Regions from separate parts of the Homo sapiens genome. Here regions 1, 3 and 4 are each linked to region 2. Evidence: chromatin contacts called from ENCODE Hi-C or POLR2A ChIA-PET data. All regions are on one chromosome and are shown on one strand. Each heading gives the region's core, a stretch centred on a gene start or an enhancer-like site at or near the end of the contact. The rest is flanking DNA. Distances are from core to core; before and after follow the strand shown.

The links. A loop is a pair of places that touch in the nucleus more often than their neighbours do. ChIA-PET counts read pairs that join two places held with the same protein, here RNA polymerase II (POLR2A). Pooled maps may share reads with other maps.
Region 1: a pooled map shows a loop between it and region 2 (3-fold over the local background). The contact joins two enhancer-like sites. A Hi-C loop is called at or near these places in 14 of 37 single-sample maps with no recorded cell type and 5 of 50 pooled maps.
Region 3: a loop to region 2 is called in a map of K562, with 2.5 times the contacts of the local background. The contact joins two enhancer-like sites. A Hi-C loop is called at or near these places in 1 of 168 maps with a recorded cell type or tissue (K562), 1 of 37 single-sample maps with no recorded cell type and 9 of 50 pooled maps. POLR2A ChIA-PET finds 5 or more read pairs at or near these places in 4 of 52 experiments (GM12878, activated CD4-positive, alpha-beta T cell, activated CD4-positive, alpha-beta memory T cell and 1 more).
Region 4: a map of HepG2 shows a loop between it and region 2 (8-fold over the local background). The contact joins two enhancer-like sites. A Hi-C loop is called at or near these places in 5 of 168 maps with a recorded cell type or tissue (Caco-2, GM12878, HepG2 and 2 more), 34 of 37 single-sample maps with no recorded cell type and 16 of 50 pooled maps. POLR2A ChIA-PET finds 5 or more read pairs at or near these places in 3 of 52 experiments (H1, activated naive CD4-positive, alpha-beta T cell and naive thymus-derived CD4-positive, alpha-beta T cell).

Annotation. Positions count from the first base shown.
Region 1 is chr2:168,633,977-168,636,757 of GRCh38, forward strand. The region is part of intron 4 of CERS6 (ceramide synthase 6); the gene reads left to right. Among named protein-coding and RNA genes, the nearest start is that of MIR4774, 52 kb to the left of the region's middle. RefSeq lists an enhancer at 1,440-1,569. Within about 2 kb of position 1,520, at least 13 of the 41 ENCODE cell types and tissues checked have a DNase peak (open chromatin) inside an H3K27ac peak, as active enhancers do.
Region 2 is chr2:168,493,445-168,496,183 of GRCh38, forward strand. The region is part of intron 1 of CERS6 (ceramide synthase 6); the gene reads left to right. Among named protein-coding and RNA genes, the nearest start is that of CERS6, 39 kb to the left of the region's middle. Within about 2 kb of position 1,292, at least 3 of the 41 ENCODE cell types and tissues checked have a DNase peak (open chromatin) inside an H3K27ac peak, as active enhancers do.
Region 3 is chr2:168,684,786-168,687,485 of GRCh38, forward strand. All of the region lies in intron 4 of CERS6 (ceramide synthase 6), which reads left to right. Among named protein-coding and RNA genes, the nearest start is that of CERS6-AS1, 100 kb to the right of the region's middle. Within about 2 kb of position 1,351, at least 2 of the 41 ENCODE cell types and tissues checked have a DNase peak (open chromatin) inside an H3K27ac peak, as active enhancers do.
Region 4 is chr2:168,345,736-168,348,681 of GRCh38, forward strand. It overlaps LOC105373734 (a long non-coding RNA gene), which reads right to left. Exons shown (of 6, transcript XR_923559.3): 4 at 2,583-2,747. Among named protein-coding and RNA genes, the nearest start is that of STK39, 100 kb to the left of the region's middle. Within about 2 kb of position 1,504, at least 2 of the 41 ENCODE cell types and tissues checked have a DNase peak (open chromatin) inside an H3K27ac peak, as active enhancers do.

The DNA.
Region 1 (2,781 bases), core at 270-2,769, 140 kb after region 2:
TTAGAAGAATCCCTGACAGCTTGCACTGATCGGTTTTCTTCTGTCTTTAGGTCAAATGAGCCTGTTGTGTCTCATTTTCTATGGTGGTTTAATAAGCACCTATTCTACCCTAAAAAATAGGGAAGTAGACACTACAGAACAACCTTACAGACATGTTAGTGAACTATTCAGTAAAGTTACTGCTGTGTTGGTAGGAAATATTTAAGCAGTTGAAAGTAAGCCTGACAATATAATCTTATTCTATAATTGCTGTATATAAGAGAGTCTGCTCATACTTATAATTAGCAGAGTCAAATACTTTTGTTAAAGAAGACCTAGAAATACTTAAGGTGCTCTGAAGTCCTAGCAGACAGTGTACACATACAAATTAACACATTTTCCTAGGTTCTATTTTTTCTTATAAACTACATGTCTGATCATGTGGGGTTTTTGTTTGTTTGTTTGTTTGTTTTTTGAGATGGAGTCTCGCTCTGCCGCCCAGGCTGGAGTGTAGTGGTGCAATCTTGGCCCACTGCAACCTACCCCTCCTGGGTTCAAACGATTCTTGTGCCTCAGCCTCCCAAGTAGCTGGGATTATATGCCTGTGCCACCATGACAGGCTAATTTTTATATTTTTAGTACAGATGGGATTTCACCATGTTGGCCAGGCTGGTCTCGAACTCCTGACCTCAGGTGATCTGCCTGCCTCGGCCTCCCAAAGTGCTGGGATTATAGGTGTGAGCCACCACACCCGACACATGTGGTACATTTTGTATCACAATTCATTTCGCACACACGCATGTATGTAAAAGAAAAGTTACTCAAGATATACCTATGTCTAATTTCAATATCAGTCAGGGGTCCATAGGAGATAGAAACCCCAGAAGTTAATTTTAGGAGTGACTGTAATATAAAGAATCATTAACCAGAGGGAACCATCAAGCCTGTGTTGCTCAAAGTAAATTGATCTACTGTTTACTACCAGTCTGCAATGAGATAAGAAGCTTGCACCTGAATGTAAAGCAGCTCCTCCTGATTTTTGAAAAAGTCTATCTATGAAGAAAAGTTAGCTGAAAACAGTGTGCTTAGTGATCCAGTTAATTTACCTCGAGTGTAAGCTCCTTATGTTGTTGTGGACTTGTAACAGACATTTCAAGGACTGGGCCTCACCCATTAGCACCCCACTGAGGTATAGTGGAGGTAGTAATAGCAGGAAGGCACTGCCACTGTGAGGACAAGGGGATTACAGAACATAGAGGCTCAAAGGAAGAGCCATGGAGCCAGAGAAGACTTCTGACAAGGGGACACTGACCAGCTGGTGTCCCTGAGGGAGCATGAGGGGCTTGGCTCTGGGAATGTGGAAAAACTACAAATTGGAACCAGCTGCTGCTGCTGGAATGAACTGCTACTGCTGGAGTGAAGATGCACTGCTGGGTGGGTGTGGAGGCAGGGGATGAACGTGATGACAAGAACTAGAAGCAAAACAGAAAGGAGCAAGTCCCATCTTCCTCTTGCAGCCTTCCAGCCTTCCTCAAGTGCTTCTAAGAAGCTAAACTTGGCAAGGCACCAGCTCCTTAAAGCCAGCAGAAGTGCGGCTTGCACAGTCTCTGCTCTGAGACCGGCAGCAGTATCTCAATAACTAGCCCAATTGTCTCATATTGCTGCATTCTGAAATGTACTCTGATAAATCTTATTATAACCTATTTTATTACATTTTTAAAACATGAAGGTTGCCCCATTACATTGACTTCATGACTAACTGCTGGGTGAAAACTTGTGGTTGAGAGTGCCCCGTCAGACTGAGTCCTTTGCCCACTCCCTTAGACTTTCTGAATCCAACCTTAACTAAGGTGCAGCCTTTCATTCTTCATGCGGTGTTCTCAAATTCAACACACAAAGCCACGAAGTGTTCCCTGGTTTCATACTTTGAGATGTTCTCTTTTGTTTATTGCTTAGTTCGGAATCTTTCTGAAATGGGAACAAGATTGTAATTTTTTTTGCCTATTTTGAGACTGAAAATAGAATTTGTCTAGCCATTAGAATATGAGTCCATTTAAGATTTTGTTCTCTGTGTCATTTTAAAAATCTTAAAATTGCTTGGACTATGTTGCTGTTTAAGGAGGCTTTAAATTTGGTTTTAATGAAAATGACCCCCATGAAATACTTCTATAAGAAGTGCACATGATATATAATACTAACATTGGGAAGGGACCCTAAAGATCACCTATCCCAAATTTCCCATTTCAGAAAACAAAAACCAATTTCAGAAAGATGAATTGACTTGCCCGAAGCAAAACTGGAAGCCTGTTTTGCTGTCTTTGGACTGTCTAGGTTAAAAACAATAACAACAACAACAACTTAGATAAGTTTTAAAAAGCTAGCAGTTTAAGTAACTTTTTATTAGTAAATTTACCTTACTAATGAAAACTAAAAGTCACATCAGTATAGAATGATAAGTTGGAAGTCAAGATTGAGATTTCAGTCTTGACCCTGCTCATTATACTTAATGGAACCTTTGCTCTCTGAAAGCTCATTTTTCTCATCTGTAAGATGGGAAAAGAGAGGTGGTCTCTGCTGGGAATTATTTGTGTAAGTCCATTGTCATCCCTTCACATAAAAAATACTGTTCTGTTGCTGCCTCCTACTCCGTAAGACCCGTTGTCCTGGCTGTGCTTCGATGCTTACAAATAGGTAAACATCTGCAACAAAAAGATCTTGAATAACGAAAGGAAATTCTTCAGTGCTGCTGCTTATTGCATCTTCCTTTCCCTCTTCTACCTACATCTACCCTCTTGCATATGT
Region 2 (2,739 bases), core at 42-2,541:
GAAGCTGAGGCAGTCTGAGTCCAGAGTTCAGGCTCTTAACCACTGCGCTCTATAAAAGGCACAGAGCTAAGCACTGGGAATCTACCAGGGAGCAAGACAGACCCCATCTCTGTCCTCTCTGGATCTTACCTGCTAGCCAGGAAGGACTGGTAAAGAGCAGACCATATTAACAATGTAATATGGCCTTCAGATCAACCATGATAGGAATCAATTTTAGCTGAACACCAATAACCCACATGTGTATTACAGTCTTATTGTGGGTGAGTACTTGGTATTAGGTGGTTATTGTCAAAGTGATAAGACCAGGTTCCTGCATTTGGTGAGACACCCACATAAATACAAATACCTAAACCTTTCATAATGTAACATACAGATTAATGTAATATATTAATATAATATACATTAATATATCAATATATTATATATAACATATAATGCAAAAAGATGACAATGATGACAGGTGGAAGCGATCTAGGAGAAAGTTTTTTCTAACAGCCAGACTGGTGTCAAGACTGCACAGACTAAGGATGAATTCTGCCTCTGTCTTTCACCTCTTCTTGCTAAGCCAGAAGAGCCTCCTTTCTACAATGGAATATTATTCGTTATTTTCCAGTGTTGTAGGAGGAATCGTCGAGGGCTCAGGGAATGTTTCTCTTGTCCTTCACCCTTGTGTTTGTGCAGCTGCCCCATCACTTTTCCACTGTGGCATTTTGGCAATTGTAATTACATTGTTAATATGGTCTGCTCTTTACCAGTCCTTCCTGGCTAGCAGGTAAGATCCAGAGAGGACAGAGATGGGGTCTGTCTTGCTCCCTGGTAGATTCCCAGTGCTTAGCTCTGTGCCTTTTATAGAGTGCAGTGGTTAAGAGCCCGAACTCTGGACTCAGACTGCCTCAGCTTCCGTGTTTATTAGCTCTTCGACTTTGGGCTAGTTAGTTAACCTTTCTGTGCTTCAGTTTCATCATCTGTGAAATGAGGATAAAAATGGTGTGTATCTCTTTGGGTTATGATGAGGATCAAATAAATTAGTATTTAAATTAAAACATATATCTAACACTGTAAATGCTTGTTAAATAAATAACAGTTTCTCAATATCTTCAAAGGAAAAAATAAATGGGTCTTTGTCAGCCCTTTCCAGTGAGCTGAGTGTGTCCTGCTGGCCCCCTATCGACTTCACTAGGGATGACACCATGTTCAAGAGACCGAAGAAGAGACCCAGAGCCAGCGAACGAGTCATAGAGTTGATTGAGGGGACTTATATACAGGGTGTTCCAGTGGTGGCAGGCTGGACAGGAGAACCACTACCCTTTGTTAAAAGCATGGAATATCGATAGCTTTTTCACTTAGCATTCTCCCCCTAGTGACCTCCACCTGGCAATCTTCATTTAACCCAACACAAAGGGCTTTGATTCCCTGTATGGCTTGCATTCTGTGGGGTGGGCCAGGGGTTCAGATGTTCCTTATAGATAAGGAATGAATCTCTGGGTTGGCTACTCCTGGATTCCTTAGCTTGGAACCTTGAACACACATTCTTTTTAGACCATAGGGTCATTCTGAGGGTATGTTTAAGTTATTGCTGTCAGGTGCATCTGCCATGCAGGGTAGAATATTGCAGTCCTTTGCTTTGACACATAGTTTGGCCCATGGGATGGCTGAACTCCCATGAACAAAATTGTCCTCATTGGGAACATATTAACCAAGAAACATAGCTTTATACTTGTGATAGTCTGACTCTCATGATTGTGAATTGTACCTAGTCAAAGTCATTAATAGCAGTTTATTGATAGAGCGATGGAAGCGGTGAGGAGTATGTTAAAAAATTTAACTCCTTTCTATTCTACCATTCTCCGCTGAACCTGTGCAACATTCAGTCAAAAGTAAAGTGTTTTATTTAAAGTCAAAACAATAGTCACCTGAGGTTTAAATTTTTGGGTGCTTAACAGGGATCAGAAAGACTGGTCGGAGTTGTAAAAATGCACAATGCAGTTTTCTGCTTTCAGACTGTCCCTGTCTCTCAGGTCCACTTGGTTCCATCTTTGCTTCAAAGTCTAGGTGGAGAAGCAAACGCAAACCTGTTAAGACAACTAAATGACAAAGACAACAAAACAAACAAACAAAACTTCCCAGGAGGGTGAAGGGCCAATCCTTGTAAGTCTTGAACGTGGTTGGGGCATCTAGCAGTATTTTTGCATTTGGACAATAGTGTAAAGAGCACTGAAACTTGAAAGTGAGAAAATTAAATGGCAGTTATTTCCCCAAGGTAGTGATGACTCATGTGTGCATGCTCCTTTCTAGTTTCCAGTGTATTTTCACATATAGTGTCATATCTGTCTCATTCTCCTTTCAGGGGGGGCATGATTGTTTCCATTTTGACTTTGCCCTTGTGCACCTATCTGGTACAGTGGTTATTTATGTACATTTGTCTGCTACAAAATTCAACAGGTACAAAAAGGTATTCCCCAAAACTTAAGTCTCCATCCCCACCCTGTCTCCCAACTACCCAGGTGATCTCCCTGGGGATAACCACTATTTATTTGTGTCCTTTGCAGTTACAAGCACATGCACACATGCTTTATTTGGTCCCCACTGCAACCTTGCATGCAACACAATAGATGCTGTTCTGAACTGGGTTCTTTTCACTCTTTATGTATCTTGAGGATTATCCCATGTTGGTGCACACAGACATGTGCCACATGCTATATATCAGTTGCTTAGTATTTCACTTATTCAATTAATCTC
Region 3 (2,700 bases), core at 101-2,600, 190 kb after region 2:
CATTAACAGAAAGGAAGTATTTCCTCCTGCCTTGGACTAAATTTTGAAGCAAAAATGTCCTGTGGAACTTAGACATTGGACTTAGGGTAAACGTTTCCAGTATAAATTCATGGAAGCATTTTTCTTATGTTTTTTTTCTTAGAGTAAATCCTCAATGTAAGCAAAAGGCATAAGGTTTAAATATAACTCAGTGAGTGTTTTCTCAGAGTAGTTTTAGTGAAAGTAGTGTCAAAGTAGTTTAAGAATCTAGGTTTTTGGTATTTTTAAACATAATCCAACTACATAGAGAACAAATGTCTGTTAGACTATATTCCTTGACTCCTAGTTGCATCAGCTGGGCTTTGTGAAAGCTAGGTAAGAGTTTTCACGGAAATAGCAAAAGATGAAATTTGCCTCAAGATGCTGATTTCGAGTAAATACCCACACACCTTTTACATCTTTGATGAGGCAACAAAATGTGTTTAATATGTTTTATGATTCTTGTTCTTTTCTTAAATCAAAATAGTTATTAATTCAAAGAAACTACTGTTTATTCAGCTGCAGATGCCTACTGGTTCTTGGAGGGAGAAAAGCACATGTATGTATGTATGTGATTTATGTTTCTATTTAACCATTGACCACTTGCCTGGTTAATCAGATATCCTTTTCTCTGGTCCTTGCTTCAAAATCGCTATCTCTTTAGGCTTTCACTAACATGATAATTGCAGATGGTAAAGTAAAGTATCAGACCTTATCTGTTTTTCTGACTTCTGTTGACAATGAAACCTCTGTAATGCAGCCAATAAAAGAAGATACTGGATGAAAGAGCAGATTTACTGACACTTAAAGATGCTTCTTTACCCTTCTCTTAAAAAAAAATCATAGAATAAATTGCACTCGATTCTTACGTGTGTGGTCAAAATGTCGATGAAGGCTTGACTTGCACCAGCGCTTCTGGCTCCTATCCTGGTGCCAGGATCAGGTTTGCTCAGGGTAAGAACAGCCACAGATGCCTCCCAAGGGAATGTTACTGATGGATATGCTTGCTGCTGAGTTATGTCTCAATTGATGCCTCTGGGAGAAGAGGCACATAAGCTAATGAAAAATCCCGTTATACATTGTGGCTTAGATTGAGAGAGTTAGAGGTAATTTCTCATCCACTGTGATATGGCCTGTCTTAGTGTTATTCAGACATTTTATAAGTCTTCTTAAATTGAAATTAGTTGACGTGTAATTTAATAGCTAATAAGCACCATTTATGAGGAGTTCTCTTATGATGCTGTTAGTCAGCTCAGACTGCTGTAACAAAATACCGCATACTAGATGGCTTGAGCAACGGAAATTTCTCATCGTTCTGGAGGCTGGAAGTTGCAGATAAGGTCTGGTAAGGATTGGCGTCTAGTGAGGGCACTCTTCCTAGTATGCAGAGAGCAACCTTCTCACTGCGGTCTTCACTTGGTCTTCCCTCTGAGCACGCGCGTGGAGAGGGAGAAATCTCTCTCTTCCTCTTCCTCTCCTTGTAACGCCACCAACCCTATTGGTTTAAGACTCTAACCTTATGACCTCGTTTTATGTTAATTACCTTCCAAAGGCCTTATCTTCAAATACAGTCATGTTAGTGATTAGGGCAGATGCAAAAAATAAATAAATGAATAAATAAAAAGACGCAATTTCTGTTAACCAAGGCAAAAAAAAAAAAAAATTAAGGAAGGAAGCCTAAGGGATCTTGTCAGTGAGATAATCATTGAGTTATGTAACAGTAAGAACTGGTTACCCATCTGGACCTGTGGATTGTTCTGTAGATTACAGGATTTGGAGGTCCTTTCTAAACCTAAAATTCAGTGTTTCTAGGTAATAGCTCATTTGGGGGAATCTATTCCAAATGCCTGTGATGTTTTTCTTTCATTACTCATTCTTCGTCACCCAGAGTACCCAGCGGAAGGCACAGTGGAAGAGCCCAGCTGGCCTAGGTTTGATTTCCACTTTCTCTACTTATCAGCTGTGTAGCCTTTAATTAATTACGGTTCCTCTCTGAGACTGTCTACAAAATAATTGATACTTACCTTGATGCATGTATTAATATTAGAATACAGGCTAAGCTACTGTATATAAAAGTAAAGCAAAACACACTAGCTTAGATATGAGAGAAATGATAGGAATTTATTTATCTCATACATACAATCCAGAGGGAAGCAGATCAGGGCTGGTGGGAGACTTCTGATACCAGACTCCATAGAAACTTCCATTTCAGGGCCAGTGGTGACTGCTTCAGTTTTCATTATCTCCCTTCAATAGGAATGGAGAAAGGGTGAGAGGAACTCATTCACACTGACCTTTTAGGGGCACCGTCCCCAAGTGACACACACAAACTTTGCTTCCACCAGAGCTTCCCACCAGAATTGTACTAGCCAAGGAGGCTGGATGAGAAGCTTATCTTTAGCTATTGCTTTACTAGCAGTGGTTCTTCTGCTTCAAATGATTCTCGCAAAGATTAGAAATAATTCATTAATTCATTTATCTATATTGAATTGTGAAATATCTTAACAAAGTATTTAGCAAGCTGCCTGATACATGGTAAATACCAAAAAGATGGAATCAGCCTTCTTACTTTTCCCTAGTACCTTACTACTTGCAAAGTGTGGTCCGTGGCCTAATAGCATGAGTATCAACTGGGAGCTTTAGAGATGCAGAATTTCATCCCCAAGCCCAGACCTCAGCCTG
Region 4 (2,946 bases), core at 254-2,753, 150 kb before region 2:
AGTTGTCTTTTTTCTGTGCTTCCCCTTTGTTCTTTTCTCTTTCTTCTGGTTATCTTTTTCTGCCTCTCCATGCACGTGGCAGCACATGCTCTTCCACAGTGGGCTCCTGATGTTTGATGACCTCCATTCAAGTGACAAGCCTAGACTGATGGCTATTTTCATTCTGCTTCCAAATTCCCAGGAGAAAGTGTCCAAGTAACTCAGCTTGGTTGATTATTTCTGATTCAATCAAGTGTGGTCAATAGGATGGCATGACAGTTCAAGAATTTCAGGGGCTCCCAACCTACGGGTGGTTGGGTGTGTGAGGGTGGTGGTAGAGAAGATCTCCAGTTTGCAGGGGTCCCCATGGTTGCGGACCTGTACCAGTCTGTGGCCTGTTAGGAATGGGATTGTACAGCAGTAGGTGAGCGGCTGGTGAGAATGAGCATTACTGCCTCTGAGCTCTGCCTCCTGTCAGATCAGCAAGTGACATTAGATTCTCATAGGAGCGTGAACCCTATTGTGAACTGTGCATGCGAGGGATCTAGGTTGCACACTCCTTATGAGAATCTAATGCCTGATGATCTGAGGTGGAACAGTTTCATCCTGAAACCACTCCCACCCCGACCCCCTGCCTGGTCTGTGGAAAAATTGTCTTCCACAAAGATGGTCCCTCGTGCCAAAAAAAGTTGGGGACTGCTGCTTTGAGGCTTTCTGTAAGGTGGGGGGTAATAATGCAGAGAACCTGTCTCTTGGGGTGGTGGTGAGTGCTGCAACTGGCATTATTCACAGGGTACTTTGCACAGTGCTGGCACATAGAAATCACTGAATATAATGTTTACCATTATTGCTGTTATTATTATCTCTTTGGGTCCTTAAAACATTTTTTCAGGATTTTTAGGTGGGTATTATTTCAAAATCCATAAAATACACCTAAAGATTTATATGAGAAGAATCCAAAAATCTCAGGGAAATCATATGAAAGAAATTATTTGTTTTCCTCAAATCTCTGAACGACAGTTTAAACATTTTCACACACTAGATCTAATTTTGGAGAGCTTGGAAACCTGGCCTGTAAGATTTCACTAATCCAGGAGGGGGCAGGCTTCCCAAACACAAATGTCCTCTGCTGAGGAGCCGTGGCTCCAGGAGAAACAAAGGCGCGTCGGTGAGAGCCGTTTCAGAAATCTAGTATTACCTTCAAAAAAATGTAAGAAATCAAAAGCAACTGGCCTAGAAGAATCCCTGGCTGTGTCATCCAGAGGCACCTTGTCACCTGCCAGGCCAGGTCGGCTGTAAGCTTGTGAAGTAAGCAAAAGAAATTTCCCGTGTCCCCACCCACTCCTATCTTTGCTTTTGTTTCTGGTCCTCTGCCCGCTTCCTGCCTGTGCCTTCCTCATTAGTCTTTGTTCCCCTCTCCCATGACAATCTATCTTTGGGAAAAATAACTGTGATTTAAATGTTTATAGAAGTAAGGATCCTAGGAATATTAGGTCGCTTCAAACACTTTCAAGCGCGTGATAGTCACTAACAAGGGAACTAGCCCTACCAGGACTAGTATTAAGAGAGATGGAGGATTCGTGGCTTAAAGCAAGGGCATTGAAGGTAGATAGGGCTGGGTTTCAATCCTGGCTTTGGTGATAACACATTGCCAGCTCTGTGACCACTTCCCAGCTCCTTTACCCTGGGTAAGTTACTAAGCCTCTTTCTCCTCATGTGTAGAAGGAGGGTAGTGTTAGAACCTATCCCAGGATTTCCTCAGGATTAAAAAGGAGTGTGCATGTCTAGTACATAGTATTTGGCACATAAGACATATCAACTGTAGTTGTTATTATAATAAAAGTTTTATTATAGTGATATGACGTTAATAAATTATTACAGTAATATAATTTTTTATTACTTTGGTTTTTTTTTATCATGGTCCTATTTTATACCACACATTAGACAATTTCTGGTGTATTACCTTTAGGTCTGAACTGGAGGAAAAGGATACATTTTAAATGAAACATGACATGTTAGAACACAGAAAAAAATGAGCGGGATGAAGTTTCTGGAAACTCCTATAAAAATTTGTTGAAAGAGTTGTGGTCATTGGAACTGAAAAGTATGAGAATAAGAGCTTAAGAGCATGCATCTTGAAATGCAGGAACGGCTGGAGGGAATCCCGAGGGGCCTGGACAACCCTAATCCTCTAGATCAGGAAGGTTTTGCCCTTGTTTCTGTTAGTTGCCCAAGGGGAATTACTGCCCCCACCTCAGTTTATGTTTATTTCTCAGTTTAGAGGTTTTCAGAACCAATGGAATGACAGACCCATGATTACAAACTCTCAAGGGAAACTTTTCCCCTAGAGCCCAGACCACTGAGATAGAAAATCACCTTTATTGTCTCCCTGAGCCGATGGGTGCATTTCCTGATTCATTCCCTCACTCTGAGTATAGCCCTTCTGAAGACCAGGATTTCTGCAGGGGTTGCAGTTCCAACACCCAGCATTCTGTATCTCCAGGCCTCACATTCTGCCCTGGCCTGAGCATTCTAATCCAAGCCTCTAGGTGGCCAAGCCAGGCAACTCCCACCCTGAGTGGCTCTAGCATACATGCACGTACTCACTGCTCTGATTTTTCCTTCTCACTTCATCTTTGACTCCAGGAACTTTCTTTACTTTCTTCCAGCATTCAGCCATGTCTTAAAGGAGACTTGTTTTACTGGATCCAGAATTTCTGATTATTGTGGAGCTACATGGTTTTTGGATTGTTTAGTTGACCATACACCTAGAGGCAGAAATTAGTTTAAAAATAATTAAACAATTAAATACAAAATTTAATCACATTTAAAGGGAAGTTGGGAGTTCCTGAGGGGTAGATTTAAGCTATTAAAGGAAGCTGCTAAAGAGAGCTGCGGAATGGTGAGGTCCAGTCAGCGTGGGTATTGGGTGGCTCTATTATGCCATCATGGCGACTGTCACATTAA